5 separate regions of the Homo sapiens genome follow, and regions 1, 2, 4 and 5 are each linked to region 3. A link is a loop called in an ENCODE intact Hi-C map of the cell type or tissue named here. Cell type or tissue: endothelial cell of umbilical vein. All regions are shown on one strand. Region 1 overlaps NCOR2 (nuclear receptor corepressor 2). Region 2 overlaps NCOR2 (nuclear receptor corepressor 2). Region 3 overlaps NCOR2 (nuclear receptor corepressor 2). Region 4 has its middle 110 kb from the start of NCOR2. Region 5 overlaps NCOR2 (nuclear receptor corepressor 2).

The links. Peaks named below come from ENCODE experiments on the same cell type or tissue, not always from the same donor. Only the 100,000 strongest peaks of a DNase experiment are listed, where the experiment ranks them.
Region 1: it touches region 3 in a loop (4-fold over the local background); 28 of 110 quality-filtered maps call a loop at or near these places.
Region 2: a loop joins it to region 3, with 5 times the contacts of the local background. A loop is called at or near these places in 25 of 110 quality-filtered maps.
Region 4: it touches region 3 in a loop (5-fold over the local background); 12 of 110 quality-filtered maps call a loop at or near these places.
Region 5: it touches region 3 in a loop (4-fold over the local background); 22 of 110 quality-filtered maps call a loop at or near these places.

What each region holds. Positions count from the first base shown.
Region 1 is chr12:124,463,529-124,468,528 of GRCh38, reverse strand. NCOR2 (nuclear receptor corepressor 2) reads left to right here. Exons shown (of 49, transcript NM_006312.6): 7 at 2,243-2,356. Among named protein-coding and RNA genes, the nearest start is that of NCOR2, 100 kb to the left of the region's middle. RefSeq lists a silencer at 2,036-2,245 and enhancers at 2,243-2,356, 2,346-2,415, 4,797-5,000. In endothelial cell of umbilical vein, a CTCF peak has its summit at 2,200; a DNase peak (open chromatin) is centred at 2,108; H3K27ac peaks cover 1,252 bases.
Region 2 is chr12:124,516,033-124,521,032 of GRCh38, reverse strand. All of the region lies in intron 2 of NCOR2 (nuclear receptor corepressor 2), which reads left to right. LOC105370047 (a long non-coding RNA gene) reads right to left here. Exons shown (of 3, transcript NR_188646.1): 3 at 4,235-4,570. Among named protein-coding and RNA genes, the nearest start is that of NCOR2, 49 kb to the left of the region's middle. RefSeq lists an enhancer at 1-20. In endothelial cell of umbilical vein, no CTCF peak of the experiment used is centred here; DNase peaks (open chromatin) are centred at 562, 1,842, 2,362 and 3,582; H3K4me3 peaks cover 971 bases; H3K27ac peaks cover 4,178 bases.
Region 3 is chr12:124,377,927-124,382,926 of GRCh38, reverse strand. NCOR2 (nuclear receptor corepressor 2) reads left to right here. Exons shown (of 49, transcript NM_006312.6): 20 at 4,543-4,690. Among named protein-coding and RNA genes, the nearest start is that of MIR6880, 43 kb to the right of the region's middle. RefSeq lists enhancers at 242-788, 789-1,337. In endothelial cell of umbilical vein, a CTCF peak has its summit at 2,864; DNase peaks (open chromatin) are centred at 916 and 2,686; H3K27ac peaks cover 4,761 bases.
Region 4 is chr12:124,679,429-124,684,428 of GRCh38, reverse strand. No RefSeq gene overlaps it. Among named protein-coding and RNA genes, the nearest start is that of NCOR2, 110 kb to the right of the region's middle. RefSeq lists enhancers at 2,748-2,817, 3,008-3,077. In endothelial cell of umbilical vein, a CTCF peak has its summit at 2,883; DNase peaks (open chromatin) are centred at 2,308 and 2,868; H3K27ac peaks cover 2,446 bases.
Region 5 is chr12:124,439,536-124,444,535 of GRCh38, reverse strand. The region is part of intron 9 of NCOR2 (nuclear receptor corepressor 2); the gene reads left to right. Among named protein-coding and RNA genes, the nearest start is that of MIR6880, 100 kb to the right of the region's middle. RefSeq lists enhancers at 3,635-4,355, 4,356-5,000. In endothelial cell of umbilical vein, no CTCF peak of the experiment used is centred here; a DNase peak (open chromatin) is centred at 2,875; H3K27ac peaks cover 2,277 bases.

The DNA of each region.
Region 1 (5,000 bases), 86 kb before region 3:
GATGAGGATGATGGGGGTGATGAGGATGAGGGTGATGGGGTGATGAGGATGAGGATGATGGGGGTGATGAGGATGAGGATGATGGGGGTGATGAGGATGAGGATGATGGGGTGATGAGGATGAGGATGATGAGGGTGATGAGGATGAGGATGATGGGGGTGATGAGGATGAGGATGATGGGGGTGAGGAGGATGAGGATGATGAGGGTGATGAGGATGATGAGGGTGATGGGCGTGATGAGGATGAGGGTGATGAGGATGATGGGGGTGATGAGGATGAGGATGAGGGGGGTGATGAGGATGAGGGGGGTGATGAGGATGAGGGGGGTGATAAGGATGAGGGTGATGAGGATGAGGGTGAAGAGGGTGATGAGGATGAGGGTGATGGTGATGAGGATGAGGATGAAGGGGTGATGAGGATGAGGGTGATGGGGGTGATAAGGATGAGGATGATGGGGGTGAGGAGGATGAGGATGATGAGGGTGATGAGGATGATGAGGGTGATGGGCGTGATGAGGATGAGGGTGATGAGGATGATGGGGTGATGAGGATGAGGATGAGGGGGTGATGAGGATGAGGGGGGTGATGAGGATGAGGGGGGTGATAAGGATGAGGGTGATGAGGATGAGGGTGAAGAGGGTGATGAGGATGAGGGTGATGGGGGTGATGAGGATGAGGATGAAGGGGTGATGAGGATGAGGGTGATGGGGGTGATAAGGATGAGGATGATGGGGGTGATGAGGATAAGGATGATGAGGGTGATGGGGGTGATGAAGATGAGGGTGATGGGGTGATGAGGATGAGGGTGATGAGGATGATGAGGGTGATAAGGATGATGGAGGTCATGAGGATGATAAGGGTGATGGGGTGATGAAGATAAGGATGATGGGGTGAAGATGATGAAGATGAGGGGGGTAATGAGGATGAAGATGAGGGGAGGGATGAGGATGACAGTGATGAGGATGAGGACGATGGGGGTGATGAGGATGAGGGTGATGGGGGTGATGAGGATGAGGATGATGGGGGTGATGAGGATGAGGGTGATGGGGGTGATGAGGATGAGGATGATGGGGTGATGAGGATGAGGATGATGGGGTGATGAGGATGAGGATGATGGGGGTGATGAGGATGAGGATGATGGGGGTGATGAGGATGAGGGTGATGGGGGTGATGAGAATGAGGATGATGGGGTGATGAGGATGAGGATGATGGGGGTGATGAGGATGAGGGTGATGAGGATGAGGGTGATGGGGTGATGAGGATGAGGATAATGGGGGTGATGGGGATGAAGATGAGGGGGGTGATGAGGATGACAGTGATGAGGATGAGGACGAGCAGGGTGATGAGGATGCAGGTGATGGGGTGATGAGGAAGAGGATGATGGGGGTGATGAGGATGAGGGTGATGGTGGTCATGAGGATGACGAGGATGATGAGGGTGATGAGGATGAAGATGATGGGGGTGATGAGGATGAGGATCATGGGGGTAGTGAGGATGAGGATGATGGGGGTAGTGAGGATGAGGATGATGGGGGTGATGAGGATGAGGATGATGGGGGTGATGAGGATGAGGATGATGGGGTTGATGAGGAGCACCTGTGTGTCAGGTGCTGCGTGCTTTGCACGCATCATGAGCTCATTTCACCTTCACAACGGCTCTCTAGAGTAGTAACTCTTTTATCCCCATTTTCCAGAAGAGGAAGGTAAGGCTTAGAGAGGTCCAGGAGCTTCTCAAGGCTACGCAGTAAGTAGGAGTGGGAGTTGGGCTCCAGTCTCACCAGTGCAGCTGTGGAGTCTGCACAGCCTCTCCTAGCACTGATGCTGCCTGTAGGAACCGTAATGGGTAATAATGCCGGCTCGCAGCAGGCCTGACTGTGCCTGCCTGTGTAACTCATTCAGTTCTCACCACAGTCAGAATGGCGGCACGGCAATCAGCCCCGTTTACTGATGGGGCAACTGAGGGCTAGCAGGGTGAGGCTGCTTGGCTGTGCTTCCCTGGCTGGCAAGTCACGAAGGCAGGATTTGAACCTGGCTTTGGAGCTTGGAGGCTGCAGCTGGCCCTGGAGCTGGGGCCTCTCCCGGGTGCGGAGTCCCTGGGGTGACTCACAGGAAATGTGTAGCAGCCTGACTTCCTGTGCGCGGCCGTGGCCCGGGCTGCAAGGGGGCCTCCCCGCGCCCTGGGGGCTGCAGCCCTCCTTCCGCCCGCTGGGGTGCTCATCCCTCACGTTCTGCCTCTCCCCACAGCAACAGCTGGAGGAGGAGGCTGCCAAGCCGCCCGAGCCTGAGAAGCCCGTGTCACCGCCGCCCATCGAGTCGAAGCACCGCAGCCTGGTGCAGATCATCTACGACGAGAACCGGGTATGTGTCCCCGCCCTGGCCTGCTGCCCCCCGGTGCTGGCCATGAGGCGCTTCACAGGGGGCACCATGAATCAGGCCTCAGTGTTTCCATCTATGTGGGGAGGGGACCTCGCCACCCTCTCCCCCAGAGACGCAGGGTTTATGAGTGGGTGGGGGAAGGTGACCGGTGGAAAGCCATCCTGGTGTGGCCTCTGGGCTGTTCTGCTCAGACACTCAGATGGGTGTGGACTGTGGCTGGTCAGCAGGATGCAACACAAAACAGAGGTTTTGGGCTCCAGGAGAGCACCAGGGTCCAGCTGATGGCCAAGGGTAAGGGGCTGCCACTTTAGGTGCTGGTGCAGAAGAAATCCCTTTAAGGCAAAAGATAATGACATTATGACCGCAGCAGTGAGGTTTCATGGAGCAGCCCCTCCTGTCAGTCCTGGAAGGGCAGGTACAGGTGTCATTTCCATTTTCCTAAGGCCCAGAGAGGTTAAGTGACTTGTCCAGAGTCACACAGCTAGGAAGCATTGGACCTGGATTTGAACCTGTGGGCTGTCAGACCACAGGGCCTGAGTTCTCAGCACTGGCTTCCACTGACACTGGGCCCTGGAAGGGGCCTTTGAGATGATTGAAACACAGAGTCTGGAGCAGGCTGTGGAGGCCCATGGAGATCCCACTGGGGGCAGCTATAGTGGGTCTGGTCTTGCTGGAGGGGCTTGGGATGCTCAGAGCAGTGTCTCCAGGGGCTGGACCCTAAGGGTCTGTGCACCCCCAAGGTGGAACCTTGTGTCTGGTGAGGTGGTAAGCTCCCCATCTTCCCAGTCAAGCCACTACCAGCTGGGCTTTAATGATTTACAGTGTACTTTTTCTAAATGTACTCAGGATCTGTGGATGTTGATCCCCTCCCTTATTTTCTGGATGAGGAAACTGAGGCCCAGAGAGGGACTGGTCCTTGTGAAGCATGACAGATGAGGAACCTCCTCTCCCTGCCTTGGCTTCTCTGGTTCCCCTCCTGCCTGTAGTCCCAGCCACCCTTCCCAGCTGCCTTTTCTGTAATATCTTCCTTGGCCAATCAGTGCTCAGAGTTGAGGTGGGGGTGGGGAGGCCTCGAGTCACGTGGTGGGTGCCTGCAGTGGCAGCCTGAGGCAGGGAACTACTGGATCAACCTGTTTGGCTATGCCTCCACCTCTAGAAACAGCGATGTCATGCAGAATGAGACAAGCCTGTTTGGGGCCTGGGAACTGTGTGCCCGGCTCACTCTCCCACACCCTGACCCCTCACCCCAAGCACCACTAGTAACAGTCATAGGAGAGCCAAGGGGCCACACATCCTTCAGCCAGCCATCCTGGGTTCAAATCCCATTTCTCCCACTTCCTGGCTCTGTGACCCTGGAGCGTTGTACTTAAACCTTCCTGTGCCTCATGCTCCACAGCTTTAAAACAATGACAACGACGGCATCACCTAGTACAGTTGGTGTGGGGACTAAAGGGGTAATTTCCTAGTGCCCTTAGGACAGACAGTGTCTGGCACCAAAGAAGTGCCAGCTGGTGCTATTAATTGTCATTATCATAGCTCTCATTTCTTCTTGTGTTTGTTTACCTTGTGCATTTAATAGAATACTATTTGCATTTAGTAGAACTACTGTTATTCTCTCAATTTTGCTCATCAAGAAACCAAAGCTCAGAGAGGGAAGGAGACCTCCCTGAGATTGCAGAGCAAGTGAGCTTTGAGCCTGGGACTTGGAGCCAAGATTGAGATGGCTCCAGGAGCCCAAAGTGGAGGGGACATGGGCAGGGCTCCTGAGAGTGTCACCTCTACCTGCCCTCTCTGATCCTCGGTGGAGAGCAGACACGGTTCTCTCCAGCAGCTGTGGAGGCCAGGTCAGTGGCCCAGCACATTGCTGCAGTGCCTTGGCCCTCTGCCTGGAGCTCCTCTCCTTGCAAGGCTCATACTGTCACTTCCCTCTTTGCTGAAGTGGCCCCTTCTCAGCAAGACCCGTTTCAACCCTCTACTTAATACTGAAAACCCTTTTTTCAGGAAAAGGAGTTTTCAGGATGACACCCGTTTTCCTCCTTTGTGGCTTCTGATTCTCCTTAGCCCTTGTCCCCATGGGACATGATTTCTGTTTTACTTATTTATTCTGTTTATTATGAATGGAAACTCCGTAAGGGCAGGGATTTTATTCCTGCCCACTTTTATTTCCAGTGGCATCTCCAGCACCTAAAACAGTGCTCACCACACGGCAGATGCACATTAAATAATTATTGTGCAAATATTCAGGCGGCAGGAAGGGAGGGGAGATGGAGGCGGGTGGCCAGCTCTGGCCTGTGGAAGAGGCCTCTGGTTTGGGGGCGTGGGGGCTGGTGGGGATCCTCCGCCCGGGCTGAGTCTCTGAGCCTCCAAAGCCTGCAGCCTAATGTGCGGGAGGCCCCCAGCCGCCTTTGGCAGGAGCAGCCAGGACTTACCGCCCCTTGGGGGATCAGTAGGATTAAATTTTAATCCGCCTTCCTTCCCTGCTGGTTCCTGGAGAGATGGAGGACAAGGGTCTGTTTTTCGAGCCAGCCGGAAAACGCAGCTTCCCTGCCGGGCAGGGCCCGCCTGGCAGTTCTGAGTGCTGGAGTCTGGCTCATTATCCATTCGGAGCACATTGGTGAGGCACCCG
Region 2 (5,000 bases), 140 kb before region 3:
GCTGAGCCTTCTGATGCCTCGAGAGGCTGGGGGCCTTGCCTGGGGCCACTCAGCTTAAGGTCCCCCTGCCCCTTTCCAGACCCCCTTTGGCCCACTGTCCTGGCCCCTGTGGCCTGCGGTGAATCATATTCTGGGGGGTCTTCACCGATCTTTCCCACCGTCAAAGCTCTGCTCAGCAGACGGGCTCCAGGAAGCGGCCTGTCGGCAGATTTTGGCCAGGGGATGCTTTTTCGAAGTATGGAGGGGTGGTCGCCGTCGAAGGCTTGCGTGATGGGGAGTTCTTTTGCTGAGCAGATAACCAGACACTGGCTTATTCTGAATATGAGTTTGGTTTTGGCCACAGGCTCTGTCTGGGGGCTGCTGCCTGTGGCTGTTTCTGGTGTTTGATGATTTGTGGTCTTCATTAAGTCACTCAACAAACAATTTGCTGCGGAGTGTCTGGCGGGGAAGACACAGGAAGCAGAACGAGTGGCCGTGAAGAGACATGCCCAGTGTCAAACCTGCCCATAGCACACAGTCGCTCTGAGGGGGTGGGAGGAGTTACCGTGGATTCCAGGGCCAGCCTTTGGCGAAGGTCTGGATGCAGGTCTGTGTCCAAAACAAACAAAAATGAACAGAAGGAGGTGGTGAGGCCTGACTCGGCCGCTCTCAGGCACCGCTTCCTGGTGGTGTTTGCATGGGGCCAGTTTGGCCTGGGTGTCATGGTCCCGCCTGGTCTTGGCGACGGTCTGGGCGGGAAGATGGTGCTGGATCTTTGGGCTAAAAATATGCCCGTGCCTTCCTGTGCCTCAGTTTCCCTACCTATAAAAGAAGGCGTAAGAGTAGCAGAATCCCACCTTTGGCTTTGGGGCAGGTCTACGGAAACCCCCCAGGGGTGTTTCCTGGGGAAGGCTAGAGGGCCAGCTGTTCACAGGAGACATCTGGCTTCCAGGGGCCTCCGCAGCCACTATGCTCATCCCCTCGTGGCCAGTCTGGGCCCCCTGCCAGTCCAGTGGCCACGGGCCCCTGTCACAGGCAAATCTGGTCTTAGTCCTGAAACCCTCCTGTGACTCCTTGTGGCTGAATTACCACGTGGATAGCGGAGACAAGCCAGGCTTGCCCAGTTCAAGTCCCAGCTCAGCCACTAGCTGTTGACCTTGGGCAAGTCACCTACCCTCTCTGGGCCAGCCTCCTGCTCTGTCTGTGTGTGGCGGCTCAGGGGCATACCTGCCTATGCCGCGGTGGTGTGAGGCCAGCTGGTGAACCAGGGGACCCGCTTAGCACAGTGCTGGGCACACAGTCCGAGCTGCTGGGCTCGGTGTGTGTGGCCACTGTTATTGTTATTAATATTATTACTCTCAAGATGCTCCTGAGAGTAAAAAGGATGACAATGTTATTGCTGGAGTTGAAGGCCAGGCCCAGAGTCCATCTGACCACTTCCCCTCCACTCCTATTAGCTCCCTGACCTCATCGTCAAACTCTCCCCGCCTCGCCCCTGCGCCCCGGCCACACCAGCCTTCTCTCTGCTTTGACAACACACCCGCGTGGTCCAGCCTCCAGACCTTCACATCTGCCATGCTTCTGCCAGGGGTGCCTTCCTCACATCTGCACCCCCAGACCCTTGTCATCATGTGGGCTGCTGTCCAGGGACACATTCTTAGGCCCAACTCTTGGCTGCTAGGGGCAGGGAAGTGAATCTGGAGACCCTGGTGGAGCCTCCTCTGCCTCCTGGGAGCTCCAGCAGCTTCCTCTGGCGCCTCATCTCTGCTTTCCAGAGCACTTGGAGAAGCAGAGCTCAGCCTGCCCCTTCTACGGATGGAAAGTTGACACCCAGAGAAGCTCAGACTTGTCTCTGAGTCACACAGCTAATTGCAGCCAAGGTTCAGACTCCTGGCTGACTACCAAGCCATCATTGTTGGCCTGTGTGTGTGTGTGTGTGTGTGTGTGTGTGTGTGTGTGTGTGTATTATTTGGCCACGTCTTCTTTTCTAGGCCTGTCACCGAGATGACCCCAGATCAGAATGCCAGTGTGAGGGGGTCACGCTTTCTTTTCCTAGGATTAAAAGGAGGACAGAAATATTTGCAAGGGAGAGCCTGCTCCTCTGGCCATCTGGCCCTCGGGACAGAGGACGGGGGAGGGATGGGCCGAGGCCTGGGTTCGGAACCAGGCCGGAGCCAAGGCGCCAGAGCTACGCTCAGGTTGGAGGTGCAGGTGCGGCTCGAAGCTGGACAGTCCGGGCTGGGAGGAAGCGGGTTAAAGTGGGAGAAGCGGGGCTGGAGCTCTCTTTCGCCTGCCAGCGAGCGAAGAGCCGAGCTATAAAAAGGCCTCACAGTGTTTCAGCTCCCGAGTGTCGGCTGGAAGCCCGCCAGGGTTACCATGGCGATGAGGAATTATTACTTACTGCCAAGGCTGGGAGAAAAAGCTCGTACTTTTGGCTTCCAAACAAGAGGAGTGGACTTATGTAATTCCCTGTGTTTATAGGCCCAGAGTGGCAGAGGCGAGAACGGATCGCTGGAGGCCCGACGTCTCGTTCACGGCCCAGCCGTGGGGTCAGGCGGCCCCGCACTTGTCGCCGGTGGGCCTTGGCCTGCCCGGGTTTGGGGGGCATCGGGCTGGGAGCCTGGGGGGCCTGGCCTGGCCCTGCAGGGCCTCCAGGGCCGGGATGGGAGTCGTAGTCTCGCGGGAAGGTGAGGCCGCCCTCTGGGGCCGCCCCTCTGCGGGTGTCATCCTGGAGGAAGGATGGGTCTGATGTTGGCTGTGGTGTGCCTCCTGGAAGCCGGCAGCACAGCCTGTGTGTGTGGACTCTGCTGGCCCGCTGGCTGGCACTTTTTTTCTTTTTCTTTTTTTTTCTTGTGAGAGAGTTACTTCAAGTTGTGTTTGGAGCTGACGTGAGCGAGGTTGGTCATGTGCTCGGGTAAGAGAAGTCGCCGGGCTTGGAGTGGGCAGGGAGGTGCAGTGTGGCTGGGTCACCCCGGCCGGGGGAGGTGGGCGCAGACTGGGGTGGGGGGCTGTGGCCTGCAGGCTCTATGCAGGGGCGCTGATTGGGGGCCGAGGAATTCATCTGGAAAGAGCCCCAGTTCTGTCGCTGGAGGTGGTGGCCAGGGCTGGGGGCTGAGTGGCCGGCCGCAGGTCAGCCAATGGGGGCAGCTGGACCCTCCCCTGGCAGCGCAGTGTTGTCGGCCCTGAGCTCAGCGGGATGGTGGGCAGGGCTGTCTCATCGGACGAAGTTGCTGCAGTCACGGAAAAGAGCGCTCGGAGGCGCTGGCCGGGCAGGCCGGGGTGAGGCTTCTTGGCCGGCCCGCGTGGGAGGGGACCCGGGTGGGCACTGTGCTCCTCTCCTTGGTGCACATCCGGCGTCCCTGGGGGGGAGCATGGCGAGCCTTGGGGGCTCAGGGGGCTTCTGTTCCCGGAGTTGACTTCAGGAGGGCATGTGATCGTGGGCGCTCCCGAGGCTCTGCCCTGGGGCTCCGCGGTGGGCTCAGGCAGGGGAGAGCCAGGTGCAGGCAGCGCTGCAGCCCGGCCCCGGCGCCCGGCTCCCCACCGAGGTGGCGCTTGGCTCGGTGCCCATGTCTGGTTTGAAATCAGCGCCACCGGCCCAGGCTTGCCCAGGGACTTGGCAGCGAGGAGCCGGGATAAACACTGGAAAGTTGGAAGGGCTTCCCGAGCTCACAAGGAGCCTTTAGTTGCAAACCGGGGGGATGAGGGAGTGATTTGTCCTGAGGTCTGGGTGCGCCGCGGCCATAGGGAGGTGGCGGGAATGGCTCCTGGGGACCTCTGAGCCCAGGCTGGGGAAGGGAGGGGGCTGGGCTTCCAGGCAATGTTGCTCCTTTGCCACAGACCTGGGTTTGAGTCCTGGCTCCGTCCTCTCTATGCTGTGTGACCTTGGGCGTGTTGCCTCCCCTTTGCAGACCTCAGTTTCCTCGTCTGTAAAATGGGGCACAGTGGGGTCTACACAAGCATGGGACTGACGGGAGAAGGAGCTGCAGTTTTAGGGGGAACGCGGGGCAGACTGCCTGGGTTCCTGTCCTGGTTGGACACTTCCTGGCTGTGTGACCTTGGGCAAGTCACTTACTGTCTCTGAGCCTCAGTTTTCCCATCTGGCAAATGGAAGTTGCATCTTTCCCCACCTCATAGGCTGTATGGCTTAAGGGAGTGAATGAAACCTGCCTTCTAGCTCATAATAGGCTCACAGTTGATAATTCACTGGCACTTTGTTTTCTCGATGCTGACAATACCGGCACCTGGTCTGAGGGTGGGGGGCCCCTGGGATTTCAGCATCTCAGGGCGATGGTATTTATGAAGTTGTAGTGGCCGGACTGAGGTTCCAGTCCTGGCTCGACCCCTCAAGGATGGTGTGACCTTGGGCAAGTCCCGGAATCCCACAGAGCCTCAGTTTCCTTGTCCTTTACCACAGTGGTAGCACTGCAGCCTGCCGGTGTGTCTCGGGAGAGCCTGAGAGAAGCCTGAAGGGGCCCGCACAGTGCTGGCCTGGGTGGGCCTCCGTAATTGTAACCACAAGGTTGGATTTAAGTTCGAGTTCCGTCCATTTTTCTTTTCTTCTTTGCAGAGAGCTCTCATGTTTTGTAGAAACCTGGGTCCAGATAATGGGAGGTAGGTCGAGTGGGTGCTTCCCAGGCTCTGCCTTTGTTTGGGATCCCCAGGTCTCCCCCCATGCCTGCCTGTTCTGCCCCGTCTCCCACTCAGCCTGAGCCCCTCCGTGCCAGCCCTGGGCCAGGCACCCCCCACAGTGCCTGGTGTGGCCTGGGGACTGGCGCGGGAGGGCCAGTTCTCCTGCAGAAGGTGGCAGCCGTCCTGTGTTTGTAAGTGACACCGGATGCTGGGCCAGTGACTGGCTCAGGGCCTCCGCTCTTGGGCCAGCAGGAGCCAGTGGGGAGTTCCCCGGGCGTCCAGGCCCCCCGCACCAGCTGCCCGCTGTCTCATTGTCATGGGGCCTCTCCTGGGACCTCGAGAATGGCCTCCGAAGGCGGGGGGGTTCTCATCCATGTCCCCTTGTCACCCCC
Region 3 (5,000 bases):
TCACCTCTCCGTGCTTCAGTTTCCACCTCTGTAAAATGGGGATAAGAATGGGACCCAGTCGTAGGGCTGTTGAAGAACAAGTGTGTTTCTTTTTGTAAAGGGTGGTGCCTGGTCCTTGGTCAGCCCTCAATAAGCATTCAGTATTATCCTCACTGTCCATTCAGCAGCCCCATATTCAGCGCCTGCTGTATCCCAGGGAAGCAATGGCAGCTGCCCTGAGGGCAGAGACATGGATGGGGTTTTCCTGCTGGGCTGTGGAGCTAACACTTCGTTAGTGGACCGTGGAGGGAGTGGGGGCTGCATTGAAGGATTCTGAGCTGAGACACAGCCCCCATCCAGGGCTGGACTCAAAGTGGGTCGTCCTAGTGTCGATGAAAGTGATTCTGATCCGAATGACACAGTCAAAGCTGATAAAGAAGGTGGCCCTTCTGTCCCCTGACGCTGAAGACTCTGGAGGCGTGGACAGGAGGGGACCCCGAGATCCAGGTTGGGACCTGGATGAGAATGAGTGATTTGGGAGTGTGGGGTTGGTTCTCGCTCCTGGCCGACCTTGAAGGAGCACCCTCATATCGCGGGCTGCAGAGAAAGCGGAGCAGATGCAGGGACCCACTACAGGAAGTGGGGCTCAGGCCAGGCCATCCGTCTTGACAGTAGCCGTTCTTGGTGTAGTGGTGAGCTCCCCATCGCTGCAGTAAGCAAGCAGGTCTCACCAGGAGAGGTGCCGCTGAACCTGGTGACCTCCACCTCCTGCCCCTCCCCTGTGCCTTTCAGTCCCAGGGAGGAGGGCATATCCCAGTGAATCCTAACGCAGTATCAGCCACCTCTGGCTGCTGGCCCAGCCCTGTCTGGAGTACAGGAAGACATGTCACCCTTGGCCAGAGAAGGAAGGAGTGGGGAAGCAGAGGGTCAGTGGGTGTCCCCTCCCGCCTTGCACTAGGTCTGGCCCGAGTGTGGCCGCAGGCGACGTCAGCAGGAAGCAGGATCCGGCGGCCGGGCGGGCGGGGCATGTCCCGGAGTTATGTAACACTTGGCATCAGTGTCTTCTACGAGGTTTCCCTCCCCCTCCTTATGGCCGAAGGTTACCCTTTTCTCCCATCTGTGAATTCAGGCCCCTGGGGCTCGGCTTCCACGTTCCTCAGTCTCTGTCCGCCTCAGCCTTGGCCCAGCCCCGCCTTGTTTTCTGCTGTTAATCTCTTCTACCTGAGGCTGCACAGGCCTGCAGAGAGATGGTCCAGCCACGAAATGTTTGAAGCTGGCCTGCATTCAAATCTGAGCTCCTCAACTCATGAGCTGTGTGGTCTTGGGCAAGTGTCTTTGCCTCTCTGAGCCATTGTCACTGTCTATCAGGTTCATTCATCTAAAGACATAGTTACAGAGCGTCTGTTCTGTGCTAGACACTGTTCCAGGTATGGTGGGAATACAGCAGAGAACAAAGATCCCAGCCCTTGAGGAGCTGGTGCGAGAGACAGGTTCACACACTCAATTTCAGAATGGAGTCTGAAGATGCTATGAGAAGAATGTAGTAGAAAGTGATTGATGGTGGGGGTGGGAGGGATGAGCTAATGATGGAGTGATCAGGGAAGACCTCTCTGATGTCTGAGCTAAGGCCCGAAGGAGGTGAGGAAGTGAGTTATGCAGATATCTAGGGGAAGGGTGTCCAGGCAGGGGAACAGCCAGTGTAGAGGCCCTGTGGCTGGGGCAGCGAGCAGGGAGGGCAGTGTGTTTGTAGCACAGTCTCTGAGGAGGGGAGAGGGGAGAGCAGCTTGGAGAGGCAGGCAGGGTCCAGGGCTGGATCACACAGGGCCATATGGATAGGGGGAGGACTTGGGGATTGTATCCAGGTGTTGGAGAGTTTGAAGCAGGGGGTGGCATGCGCTGATTTGCAGAGCAGCTGTGCAGGTCCAGTAAATTAATACCAGAAACCGCTTGGCGCATAGTAGGTGCTTAATAAACGTCAGGCATAATGATTAATGCCATCACTAGCATCTCCTATTCTACACACACCTCCTGATCCCACAGTGCCGGACCATGTGTGTAAGGATTAACTGTAACTCCTGGGACTCTCTCTGAGACCCAGCTTTGTGGGGATTCAGGGTGTTGGCACCATCCCCGTCCACTGCCTCAGAGACCCCACGCCGCCCCCCGCAGAGACACCTTGCACTCCAGGATGCTGGGCGCCACCACCAGGCCGACAGGAGACCCCTGTTCCCTGCGAGACTCTGAGCATCTCCCATGTCCCAGCCACCGCCCGGGCAGCTCAGGGCACCCAGCCCTGAGTCTTTCCTGAGCCTCTGTCTGCCAAAAATAGATTCGGGAAGCAGGGGGAGCCCTCGGCCGCAGCCGCAGAACCCACATGCCACCACTTTCTCAGGCCGCCACAGGCTCGAACTCTCCTGGGAGAGGCTCAGGATTCGGGGCAGGGCTGGGACTGGGCCCAGGACGTGTGCGGGGTTGCAGAGCTGGGCATCCCTGTGGGCCCTGTGGGCACTGGCAGGGGCAGGGCTGTGGCCCTCTGGCCGACTGTTGGTGTCGGAAACTGTGACTAACGGACGAGCAGTCGTTTCCCTTTTCCTCCCTGCGTTCCAAGGGGCTGTGCTCAGAGGAACCCTGTTTGCTCAGGAAGAAGGCAGGACAGGAAGTGATCCCACTCCCTGCCTGTGGCTGGGGCTTGGAGCCCGAGACCCCCTCTCCTCCCCTCCATGAGGCCCAGCTCCAGCCTGGCCACGGTGAAGGGCTGGGGTGGGCGGGGCCCACCTGGCATTTGCCCGAGAGCAGGCTGTGTGGTCTGGACGTCAGCAGCTTTTTCTTGGAATCCGGGTGCACCAGCGCAGAGGGATGTGTGATTCCCCCTGGCTGCCGCAAGGAAGTACCACAGACCGGTGGCTTCAAACAACAGAGATGTATTCTCTTCCAATTCTGGAGGCTAGACGTCTGGAACCAAAGCGTCCACAGGGCTGTGCTCACATTCAAGGCTGCAGGGGAGCCTCTTCCGTCTTCCAGCGACTGCTGGCAGTTCGTGACATTCTTTGGCTTGTAGCTGCATCTCTCCACATGTGCCTCCACTGCCACAGGGCCTTCGTGTCCCTGAATCCGTGTTTCCCTTTTCTTCCAAGGCTGTCAGTCCTGTTGGATTTAGGGCCCACCCCACTCCAGTGTGGCATCATCTTAACTAATGACATATGCAGGATCCCGTTTCTAAATAAGGTCTGAGGTTCCGGGTTGATGTGAACTTTGAGGGACACCATTCAACCCAGTACAGGGCTCTTGGCTGAGAGCTGCGGGCACCTCCAGGTGTGGCGGAGGGCCCACCTCTTTCTCAGCAACCCCAGAGGGATCAGGCTGCCGCCCCCCCGTCACACCAGGCTGTGGTGGGCACCCCCCAGTGTCTTTCCAGTCCCCCTGGGAGTCCCCAGTCACTTCGAGATGCTGCCTCCACGATGCCCCTGCTCTCTGCTGTCTATGCGTTCAAGCCCACGAAGGCTGGCCTTTCACAGTTGCTCAGCAAGTCAGTCAACAAACGCTTTCTGAGCCTCTGCCTGGCTCAGCGTGGGGACAAAGAGACACCCACCCCAGTGAGCTACCAAGACGAGTGGTTTGATGATGGTGCCTAAGCTGGGGGAAGAAGAGTGGGCTCTGTGTGTGAGGAGCTGGGGTTCCCAGGAGCAGGGTGCGGTGCGGGGAAAGTGGAGGCCCGACGATGAGGGCTTCTTTCCATTCCTGGACACACCCGGCATGTTCCCCACACTGGGGCCTTTGCACCTGTGACTCCCCGCACCTGCCACTCTCGTCCAGAGCCTGGCCTGGCCCATTCCCTCCGCCGTCAAATCTTGGCTCAAATGTCACTTCCTTGCAGAAGCTCTTCCAGACTGTTCTGTCCAGAGGAGCCCCTGCCTTGTGCTCCTTGTCCCATCCTGTTTCACCCACGCGACCCTCTGATCCTCTGAGTGCTGCTTCTGTGTGAGGAGCACGTTGCCAGTCTCCCCAGCGGCAGGGCAGCCTCCAAGGGCAGGACCTTGTCTACCCCGTGCCTTGTGTCCCCACAGCCCTGGTATGCAGAGCTGGGCACACAGTAGGTGTTCTGTAAAGGTTCAGGGAATGAAACGCGAGCTTCCCAGGCTGGCCTGTTCCCCCAGGGACAGGTGAGACTTGCATAGCAAGGAAAAGCTTCCTGTGTTCATTCACTCCACGTGTGCCGATGAAGCTGACAGGGTGTCCCCAGGAGGCGTGGTCACTCGCTCTGACTAGGAGACTCCTGGGCAATGTCAGGCAGGTTCTCTCGTGCTCAGGAAGGATGTCAGGGTGGCTGAGGGGCCAGCCTGTACCCAGAGTGTATCTGGGGCTCAATGGAAGAATAAAGCCCCCGGTAAAAATAAACCCTGGCACGCTTGGCTGCCGAGGTGGGGTGTGAGGGGGACGGTCACCCTCATTGCTACATGGCCGGGATCACTGCCCTTTGCACCTGCGGCGAGGCCCCAGGCATGGGGAGTCCCCGAGCTGACAGCCCAGGCCCCAGTCCTGATCTGCTGCTTCCCTGTGCCCCAGGAGAAGGAGAGGAACGCGCGGAGGAAGAAGAAGAAAGCGCCGGCGGCGGCCAGCGAGGAGGCTGCATTCCCGCCCGTGGTGGAGGATGAGGAGATGGAGGCGTCGGGCGTGAGCGGAAATGAGGAGGAGATGGTGGAGGAGGCTGAAGGTGAGGGCTGGCGCGGCTTGGAGGTGGCTGGCAGCTGTGGGTCCGAGCTCTGAGGGAGGGCATAGCGGGAACTGATCCCGGCAGCCTCCTCTCCCCTGAGTCATCTGGGTCCTCCTTAGAAGGGGCCTCGACTCCCTGGAAGGTGCGGGCCTGACTTGCCAGAAACTCACCAGTAATGGGCACAAGGATGAAGGCCATAACAATACTGAGAATAATCAGCTTCTCTGGGAGCCCCAAGCCTCGCTCAGCTCTTCTGATGCCCATGAGTCCAGTCTTATGCTTGGGTGACCAGACGTCCAGGCCAGCCCTG
Region 4 (5,000 bases), 300 kb before region 3:
CAAAAGTTCGAGACCAGCCTGGCCAACATGGGGAAACCCTGTCTCTACCAAAAATACAAAAATTAGCCAGGCATGGTGGCGTGTGCCTGTAGTCCCAGCTACTCAGGAGGCTGAGGCAGGAGAATCACTTGAACCTGGGAGACAGAGGTTGCAGTGAGCTGAGATCCTGTCATTGCACTCCAGCCTAGGTGACAGAGCAAGACTCCATCTCAAAAAAAAAAAAAATGAGGTGACTTATGTGTGTCCAGCATGAATTGATGTCTCAGACATGTTAAATGAAAAAAGCAAGTCACAGAACGATACACAGAAAATGGTACAAAATAGAAACAACAACACAAAAATTTAAAAATGAAATCAAGAACTCTTCTACAAAGAGGTGGGATATGGCATAGTAGTCCTGCGACCACTCTGCTCAAAGCCACAGTGGATTGACCTCCCTCCAACATGTGCTGGCTGCTGGCCCTGTCCCTCTCCGAGTCTCAGTTTCCCTGTCTGTGGAATGGGGATGATAAAAGTAAAAGCCTCAGAGGGTTGCTGTGGGCCCCACAAAGTTTGGGAAGTACGGGCGCCCAGCCTCGTTGACTGTGCTTATCATCTGTGCAATGGGGACAGCCTCAGGGGGCAAGGATCTCTCTCCAAAAGACATTTTGGAATTTCTCACAGCCAGTGCATGTGGATTACATGAGTACATTTTTAATAAGGAAAAAAAAAAGAAAGTTAAGGATGCTATTTCTGAAGGGAAAATATGCAGGAAGTTTTTAAGACCCTGACTCCTCACACACCCCCTCAGGGGCCGGCTTGCAGTTTAGAAGTGAGCACACGTGGGTAGCTCAGCTCTGCGGAGGAGGCTGTGGTCAGAGGCAGCTGCCTGGCGGAGGCTGGAAGGGCCCCTGGACATTTATCAAGGCCAGGATGGGGAGACATGCTGCTCCCGACCCCAGAGGCCCCACTCATGTTACCTGGCGGCTTTGAGACAGAAGTTCCTCAGCAAAGCAGGCTCCTTCCTGCCTGGCATTATGAGCAGAGATTAAGCACTCTGTTGACACACAAAGAAACAGCCCCATCTGTAAAATTCCGCAGCAGGGCGAGGCTTGTCAGGCCTTTAATACAGGGGCCTGGAGGCTCCTGAGTGTTTACTAAGAGCTCAGCCTGATGGGGATGGAGGAGAGGACTCTCTCAGTTCAGTAGCATGTTTTTACTGCGCACCTACTGTGTGCCCGGCACCATTCTAGACACTCAGGACGTGGCAGGTAGATAAATAAATGAACATGAGGATTGGAGGCAGTTGTGAGTTCTACGCAGTTGTTAAAATTGTTTGATTTGATAGAAAGTGAGGAGGTGAGGGGGTGGGGCTTACCTCTGAAGAGGTAACATCATCTGTACAGAAATCGAAATCGAGTTAGAGAACCAGCCATGGGCTTGTGTGTGGGGAGGAGCCTTCCAGCAGAGGGCACAGCAGGTGCAAATGCCCTGGGGCCGTAGTGGGCTTGGCATGGAGCTGGAAACTAGAGGTTTAGGAGGAAAACGGTGGGAACAAGGTTGGTAAGGAGGGTGGGCTAGATCACGCTGGGCCTTGTCAGTCGCTGTAGGGAATCTGGATTTCCGGCATTTACTTCCTCGTACACCGAGCACGTGAGTTTTAAGCACCAGTTATGTGCAAAGCAAGGAAGTTTGCTCAGGGTGCACTTGCTGGGCATTTATTAATTTCACTGAGAAGACGGTGCTTCTGTTCATGCGGCCAGTGCAGGAGCTGGGCCCACCTGTCACTTGGCCACAGCTGGGGAGCACAGGCCCGGAGCAGGGTTTGGAGATGAGAAGTGGGCTGAGCCCCAGTGCTGGGCTCAGGGTACCGAATGTTAGAAGGCAAGCCCTCTCAGGGTGCCAGTGCAGAGGGGCACCTGGGATGCCTGACATGCCTCACCCAGTGCCAGACCTGCTGAGGGCACTCACGGTTCAACCCGGGAGGCCCAGGAGCAGCTCAGGCCTGGTGGGAGATGAGGGGTAGAGATGACCTCCCTGAGCCAGCCTGAGGCCAGCTATGTTCATGAAGCTTCCAGCGTGCTGTTTCCCAGGAGGGCAGCTCTGGGAGCCTGAGAAGGCAGGGAAGCTGGAGCTGCCCCTCCCCCAGCCCTGTCCTTCCCAAAAGCACAAGCACGTATGTCGCAGTTCACCCATGTGTGGTGTGTGTTGGGACTACTCACAGGTCACAGGTGGGGTTGTGTTTCCCGAAAACACATGTCCGGGTCCTAACCCCTGGCAGCTGTGGATGTGACTTTATTTGGAAATAGGATCTTTGCAGATGTGATCAAGCTGAGATGAGGTCATCAGGGTGGACTCGCGTCCAAGATGACTGAAGCCCTCACAGGAAAAGGGGAGATACGCACAAACAACGTGGAGGCAGAGGAAAGGCTGGAGTGACCGATCTGCAAAGCCAGGAAGGCCAAGGGTCGCAAGAGCCACCAGGAGCTGGAAGAGGCAGGGAAGAATCCTGCCCCAGGGGCTTTGGAGGGAGCAGGGCCCTGCTGGCACCTGGATTGCAGGCTTCTGGCCTCCAGACCTGTGGTTTTAAGCCACCCGCTTCGTGGTACCTTGTTACAACAGCCTGAGAAGCAAACGCGCTGCATTTAGTGGGTGACGTTCCCTGGGGGTCTGGTTAGGATGCAGGTTCTGATTTCATAGGTCTGGGGTGGGACCCAAGACCTGGCTCCCATGCCCGGCGGATGCTGCTGGCCTGGGGGCTACGCTTTGAGTAGCAAAGCTTTGAAGGACGACTGGCAGCGGCCAGGCCAGCCCCCACCCCCACTTCTATGGGGCTCACAGACTGTCATAGTGTTCATTCATCCCTCAGGGGAAATGACTCAATCCGGGTCAGGGGTAGATCCCGGTTAGTCTAGCCAGGGGTCAGCAAACTCTTTCTCTGTAAAGGGTTGAGTCACTCTTCTAGGCTTCTTGGGCGTCTCTGCGGTAACTCCTCAGTTCTGCTTTTGTCACACAAAAGCAACCACAGACGATATTAAAAAAAAGGGTGTGCAGCTTGGGAGGCTGAGGCAGGAGGATCGCTTGAGCCCAGGAGTTCAAGACCAGCCTTGGTAACATAGCAAGATCCTCATCTCTACAAAAAAATTAAAAATTAGCTGGGCATGGTTGTTTGTGCCTGTAATCCCAGCCACTCAGGACGCTGAGGCAGGAGAATCGCTTGAACATACGAGGCAGAGGTTGCAGTGAGCCAAGATCACGCCACTGCCCTCCAGCCTGGCAAAAGAGCGAGACTCAATCTCAAAAAAAAAAAAAAAAAAAAAAAGGATGTGGCTGGGCACCAATCAATCTTTATTTACAAAAACAAACAGGCTTGGGGCCCGTGAACCACCGTTTGCTGACCCTGGGCTAAGCGTCATGGCCACCCCATCCCCCTTCCTAGATATTCACGTGGCCTAACCCTAGCCACTGTGGCGTGGAGGGGACTGTGCTGGGGGATTTACAGGGAATGCTTACCTGCTCTTACCTATTTATTTATTTTTTTCTAAGATAGGGTCTCCCCAGTAGCTGGGACTACAGGTATGTGGCACCATTCCTGGCTAATTTTTGTATCGCTTTTGGTAGAGAGGGGTTTCGCCATGTTGCCCAGATTGATCTTGAACTTCTGGGTTCAAGCGATCCATCCTTCTTGGCCTCCCAAAGTGCTGGGATTACAGGTCTGAGCCACCATGCCCAGCCTACCTGCTTTTAAAAAAGAGAGAACCAGGCAGGGTGCGGGGGCTCACGCCTGTAATCCCAGCACTTTGGGAGGTTGAGCTGAGCGCATTGCCTGAGGTCAGAAGTTCGAGTCCAGTCTGGGCAACATGGTGAAACCCCCCCCTCTACTAAAAATATAAAAATTAGCTGGGCGTGGTGGTGCACACCTGTAATCCCAGCTACTCAGGAGGCTGAGGCAGGAGAAGGCAGGGAGGCTGAGGAGGTGGAGGTTGCCGTGAGCCGAGATTGAGCCACTGCCCTCCAGCCTGGGCGACAGAGCAAGACTCTGTCTCAAAAACAAAACAAAACAAAACAAAACAGACAAACAAACAAAAAACAAAAAGGGGGGAAGAGATGGCTGCCTTATCTTTGACTGCACTCTGTCTTGTTGGGATGTGATGACCAGATCTGCTGCAGCCATCTTGAGGCCATGAAGGGAGTCCCAACACTGAGGGGTGGCAGAAGAGAGAGGAGGAAGCGCCTGGTGCAGATGCCACCAATGAGCTGCTGAGTCACCCAGCCCTGCAGCTCCTTTGCTCCGGGACCTCCTCTCATGGGGAGAATCCATGTTCATCATGAAAGCAGTTGGAATTGGGATTTTTCTCTAACTTGCTACCCCAGGCATCCTGAATGCTACAACCTGCTCCGGGTGCCCCAGGCCCTGGAGCCGCTCATGGCCTCCTGTGCAAGTCAGCACCCTCTCCTCCGGGCCCTGCACGCAGCCACCACGCCGCAAGGGCAGTGAAAAGCTGACCTGGAGCCTAGACATTTGGATCCCTGCCCCAAGCCCTGTCGCTTTGGCCAAACCACTGGCCTTCCACATGTAAAACAAGGGCAACTCCACTGGTCAGATGGGTTTGTTGTGGAGTTGAAGTTTGTAGGCAATAAACCCTAAAATAGCAACCTGCAACCCGGGCAGTGTGAGGAGTACTGTCAGGATTCCACCCCCACACGCTCCGGGCCTCTCAATGACGCTTCTGTGTCCCTTCTCTCCAGTTTGCTCCTAACTGCCTGCACTTTCACCTCGCTTCTGGGCACTGCTCCCGGGCTCTGGCGGTGCTTTGGCCCCATGTCCAGGGAGCCTGACCCGCCTGGTGGCTGTGATTCCCTGGGACAGCCCCTGGGTGACCACTGTGAGTCTGAGCTCTTGCCTTGGGGCAGGACGAACTGGGTGCTCCTCAGACCCAGATCCGGCTGAGGCTGGGATATTGGCTCGAGTGACACCTGGGCTTGGCTTCCTTCCCTGCCCTGTCCTGTCTCCCCTGTGC
Region 5 (5,000 bases), 62 kb before region 3:
CCTCCCTTCCTCCAGGAAGCCTCCCCTGATTGCCCCCAAGCTTTCCTTTTCCAGTACCCCATAAACCCCAGGACCAGTCCCAGCTAGGGTCCAACCGGACTCCCCTGGAATACTCTCATAATTCCTGCCTCCTTATCCTGCCCTCCTATGTCCTGCTTCTCCTCTCCAGTGCCCTGGCAGATGGCAAGACTAGGTTTCCTTATAGGGTGTGTGTTTTTAAACCCTGACTTCTTTGCACCCCATGAGTGCCTCTACCAGCAAACTCATCACATGCTGCTTACCCCATGCCTCCAGAGCCCTCCTACAGACTGTGGTCCTTATGCTTGCCGGACAGAAGCTCAGCAGAAAAGATTTGTCTGCAGTAAGCTATTTGCATCTTCATTGCCTAAACACTGCTTGGAACAAAATAAACACTTAAAAAAACGTTTGCCAGAGGAATGTTGAACACGTGGGCATCATAAACCAGGAGTCCCCCAGGTGGCTGCCTCCAGGAGCGGGAAGGAAGGTTTGAGTGAGGAGGGCTGGTGTGAGGCAATAGGGAGTAGTAGGGGCTGAGGAACGGGGAGCTGGGCGACCTTTGAAAGGAGCAGCCAAGCCTCAGTTTCCCAGCCTGTGGCCATGAAGGGGTGTGGCCCGATGGCCTGATGTTTTCAAGAGAAGCTTTAGGTTTGGCTTTTTGTGTAACAGCCTCTGGTTTTCAGTGCTGGCAATGAATTTAGGATTTTAGAAAGCACCAGCCGGGTGCGGTGGCTCACACCTGTAATCCCAGCACTTTGGGAGGCTGAGGCAGGCAGATCATGAGGTCAGGAGTTTGAGATCAGCCTGGCCAATATAGTGAAACCCCGTCTCTACTAAAAATACGAAAATTAGCTGGGCGTAGTGGCACGTGCCTATAGCCCCAGTTACTTGGGAGGCTGAGGCAGGACAATCACTTGAACCCGGGAGGCAGAGGTTGCAGTGAGCCGAGATTGCGCCACTGCACTCCAGCCTAGGTGACAGAGCAAGAGACTCCATCTCAAAAAAATAAAAAATAAAAAATAAATAAATAAAGCACCACAGCCCAACACAACACCCTCAGAGGCTGTCTCTGGCCTGTGCACTGTGCAGTTTGCACCCTGCGGACTTGACATGTGTTTGCAGACTTGACGTGTCCTCTTGCGTGGTACGTGGATGTCTCTGGGTGGCAGGCAGTGTCCTTGCTTTGGGAGGAAACCTGGATCAGCCAGGGTGGATTCACACCCTCAGTTGCTGCCCATCGGTGGCAAACAGACGGCTGCATGCACATCACCACCACCCCGAGGCCTCATGCTCACCGAGTCGTTTTCCAGCTGCAGTGACAGCACCGCGGTTTGTGGAAGATCACACGCCGGACTAGCTTCTCAGCGCTGCCTTAACACTCGGCCGTGAACCGGGCAGCTGAAAATGGCAGGAACTTTCTTCTCTCACAGTACTGGAGGCCAGCAGTTGGAAATCAAGGTGCTGCAGGACCACATTCTCTAGAAGGCTCTGGGGGAGGCTGCTTCCTTGCCGGTTCCAGCTCCTGGCGGCTGCCGGCCTCCTTGGCGTTCCTTGGCTGGGAGATGCGTCACTCCCGTCTTTTGTATTCGTGTGGTGTTCTTCCCGTGTCTGTTCGCGTCATCTCCCCTCCGTGTGTGTCTGTCTTTTTGTCCAAATTTCCCCTTTTCATAAGTCATTGGATTAGGGCCCACCCCAGTAACCTCATTCTAACTTGCTTCTCGCTCTAAAGACTCTGTTTCCAAATGAGGTCATGTTTTGAGGTGCTGGGGCTTAGGACTTTACACATATCAGTTTTTTTGTAGTTGGGGTTGGGGGTGACATTCCCACCTGTACTAGGCAGTGTACCACCTGCAAACCCCAAAGTCAATTTTGTATGGTCTTCACCACGGTGTTTCAAAGTGGATTCTATCTCTCTTCTTTTGTGAGAAGGTGGAACTATTTATTTTGAAGTAACTAGATTGTACGTTGTGCAACAGAAGAGTTGCAAATACGCTCCACAGAGTTCCCCCACACACGTCACCTGGCACCCCTCATGTGGACAGCTTATATAACAGCAGAGAAACACTTACCACAACTAGGGCCTGCCATGGTGGCCCACGCCTGTCATCCCAGCACTTTGGGAGGCCAAGGTGGGAGGATCACTTGAGGCTAGGAGTTGGAGACGAGCTGGGCAACAAAGCAAGACCTCATCTCTACCAAAAAATAAATTAGCCAAGTATGGTGGCATGTACCTGTAGTTCCAGCTACTCAGGAGGCTGAGGCAGGAGGATTGCTTGAGCCCAGGAGTTCAAGGATGCAGTGAGCCATGATCGAGCCACTGCACTCCCGCCTGGGAGACAGAGTAAGACCCTGTCTCTAAAAACAAAAATCAAAACAAAACAAAACAAAATACTAAGAAAGAAATAGTGGCACATGACCCTCTGCTAAACTACCAGCTGTCTTTGCATTTTCACCCGTCTCTCCGCCAACGTCTGTTTTCTGGTCCAGGATCTGATTCAGGTTCTCACGTGACATTTGTGCTCGTGTCTCTTTAGTCTCCAGCCCGTGACGGCTTCTCAGCCTTGCCTTGTTTTTCACCACCCCAGCACTTTTGAAGATCACTGGTCATGGCTTTCTTTGACAGGTGTTTCCTCCTGGTAAGACTGGGATGGTGGGTTTTGGGGAAGACCAGAGAGAGGTAAGGGGGCTGCGTGATGCCCACATGATAGGGGGCTCTGCCCTAGGTCTCCGCTGTCGCCTTAGAGTTATCCCTCCTTTGCTCTGTTCTTTACTAGGGAGTCACCAAGTCCCACCCATCTTCCAGGGCAGGGGAGTTAAGCTCCGCCTCCTGGAGGGAGGAATATAGATTTGTGGAGCCACCGCCATGATTCATACATACTTGCGGGGAGATTCTTTGAGACTGTGCAAATTTCCTGTTGCTCCTTAAAATTTTGCCAACCAATTTAGCATTCATCCCCGGATCTTGCCAGCGGTGGTTGGGTTATTACTGCGTTCTAATGACGATTTTCTGTTTCCCTCCTCTCTTGGACATTTATTCATTGGAACTCTAGAAGAAAGATCTGTCCCTTCTCCTCCATGTATTGATGTATTGAATCATTTGTTTGTAATCACATGGACTCGTGGGGATTTGTTTTATTCCTGGGACGCTAATCTAGTCCCAGGGTTATTTCTGTTGTCACTCACATTGTTCCAGCTCTGGCAGCCGGAAACCTTCAGGCTGGGTTCTGTGTCCTTTTGACTTTTGTTTTCTTTTGTTTTTGGCAATTCTTGACTTAAAGTCACTCTGGGCTCTTCTTGCATACTTCCTGGCCGAGCGCTGGAATCAGCCATGGCCCGGGCAGCGCGGTTTCTGGGATTGGAGGATGGTCTTTGCTGAGATATGGGTGCTGCTGTGCTCATGGCGCCTGGGCCTTCACTGCTTCTAGGCCTTCACAGCTGTCTTTTGCATAAAAGACCAAACCCTTTGCCATGTCGAAACTCACAGGACCCTGCAGGACTGGCCCTGCCAGTCTTGCTCACAGCCCCTCCTCCGTCCTCTCTGCCCCTCCCCAGCACTGTCCAGCCACAGGGCCTTCCTCTGTCTGTGCTTCCGATACACAGAGTTTGTTCCTGTCTCCTGCGGTGCCCTCCAGCTGGAGTTCCCTTCCTTCTGGATCTTCCCAGAGCCGGGTCCTTCTGATGACGTAGATCCCAGCTCAAGGCCATCCTCTCTGGGAGATCTTTCTGCACCACGGAATCTAAAATAGCCCCTCACACCCCGTCCCCCAGCACCCACTAGCCCACCATTCCATTTAAGTTCCCAAATCCAGGATTATCTTGGTCATCTTGCTTATTGTCAGTGTCACCTCTGTGAGAGCCCTCAACTGTGTCTTGCTCCCTGCTGTGTCCCCAGCACCTGGAACAGTGCCTGGCACATAGTAGATGCTCAGTAAACAGTTATTGAATAACAGAAGATGAGGCTGCGATGCCATAGATTTCAGATGAGGAAACTGAGGGCTTCTGAGGTGTGCTCAGAGACACCCTGTTATGAGATGAAGGGTGCTGGTCCTAGCCTGTGGGACTGAGGACCCCCATGGCCCACCCTGGCCGGGGGGCGGCGGCCAGACTGATGGAAGGTGGGGAGGCCCTGGCCAAGTCACCACCAGAATGACCCGGGGACTGAGGTGGATTCCAGGCCCTTGAGCCCCATGAGGCTTCACTCGTCCGTCAGAGCCTGGGGTTCCCTCCTTTTCCTGTTTCCAATGGGGCTGGGGTCCCGGGGGCTGGACATAGCGTGGCTCCCAGTCAGTAGCTTTGGAACTTTTGAGGGGGTTTGGACACTGCTGAGAATATGAAAAAGTTGGGGATCCCCTCCCCAGAAAAGCGGGTGCCACTGAATGCCGCGGATTGGGGACAGACAGCAAGTTAAGGTGCACAGCAGGCTCCTGAGGTCGCTGTGGCCCCCCAGGCCCTGGGAGGCCAGCTGCAGCACCCTGCTTTGTGTGTTGGAGACCGTGGGGAGGGGCCTGGGAAGAGAAGAGGACGGTCCTGGGGTCTCGGTGCAGCAGTGGGTGGGGGTGTCTTCCAGCCCTCATGGCGTGGGCTCCAGAACCTCCCGCCTCTACTCTCCAGGGCTCCCTCCCTTTGCCTGTCTCAGGGTCCCTGTCCCCTTTCTTCGGGTCTTGTCTCTTTCCCTCTCCCCACTTCTCTCTCTTTCCCTCTCCTAGTTTCATCTTCCTCTGAGTCTCTGTCCCCTTCCTTTGGATCTTGTCTCTCTGTGACTGCCTCTCTCTCTCTCTCTGATCCTCTCTTTCTCATCTCTCTCACTCCAGTCTCACCTCTCAGTCTCATCTCCTGTCCATCTCCAGGTCTCTGTCCTTTCTTGGATCTCATCTGTCTATCTATCTCCGTCTCTGTGTCTCCCCTTCTCCCAGTCTCTGTCTCTTTCTCACCTCTGTCTCCCTGTCTGTCTCCCTCTCTCTGGGTCCCTGTTTCCCTCTCTG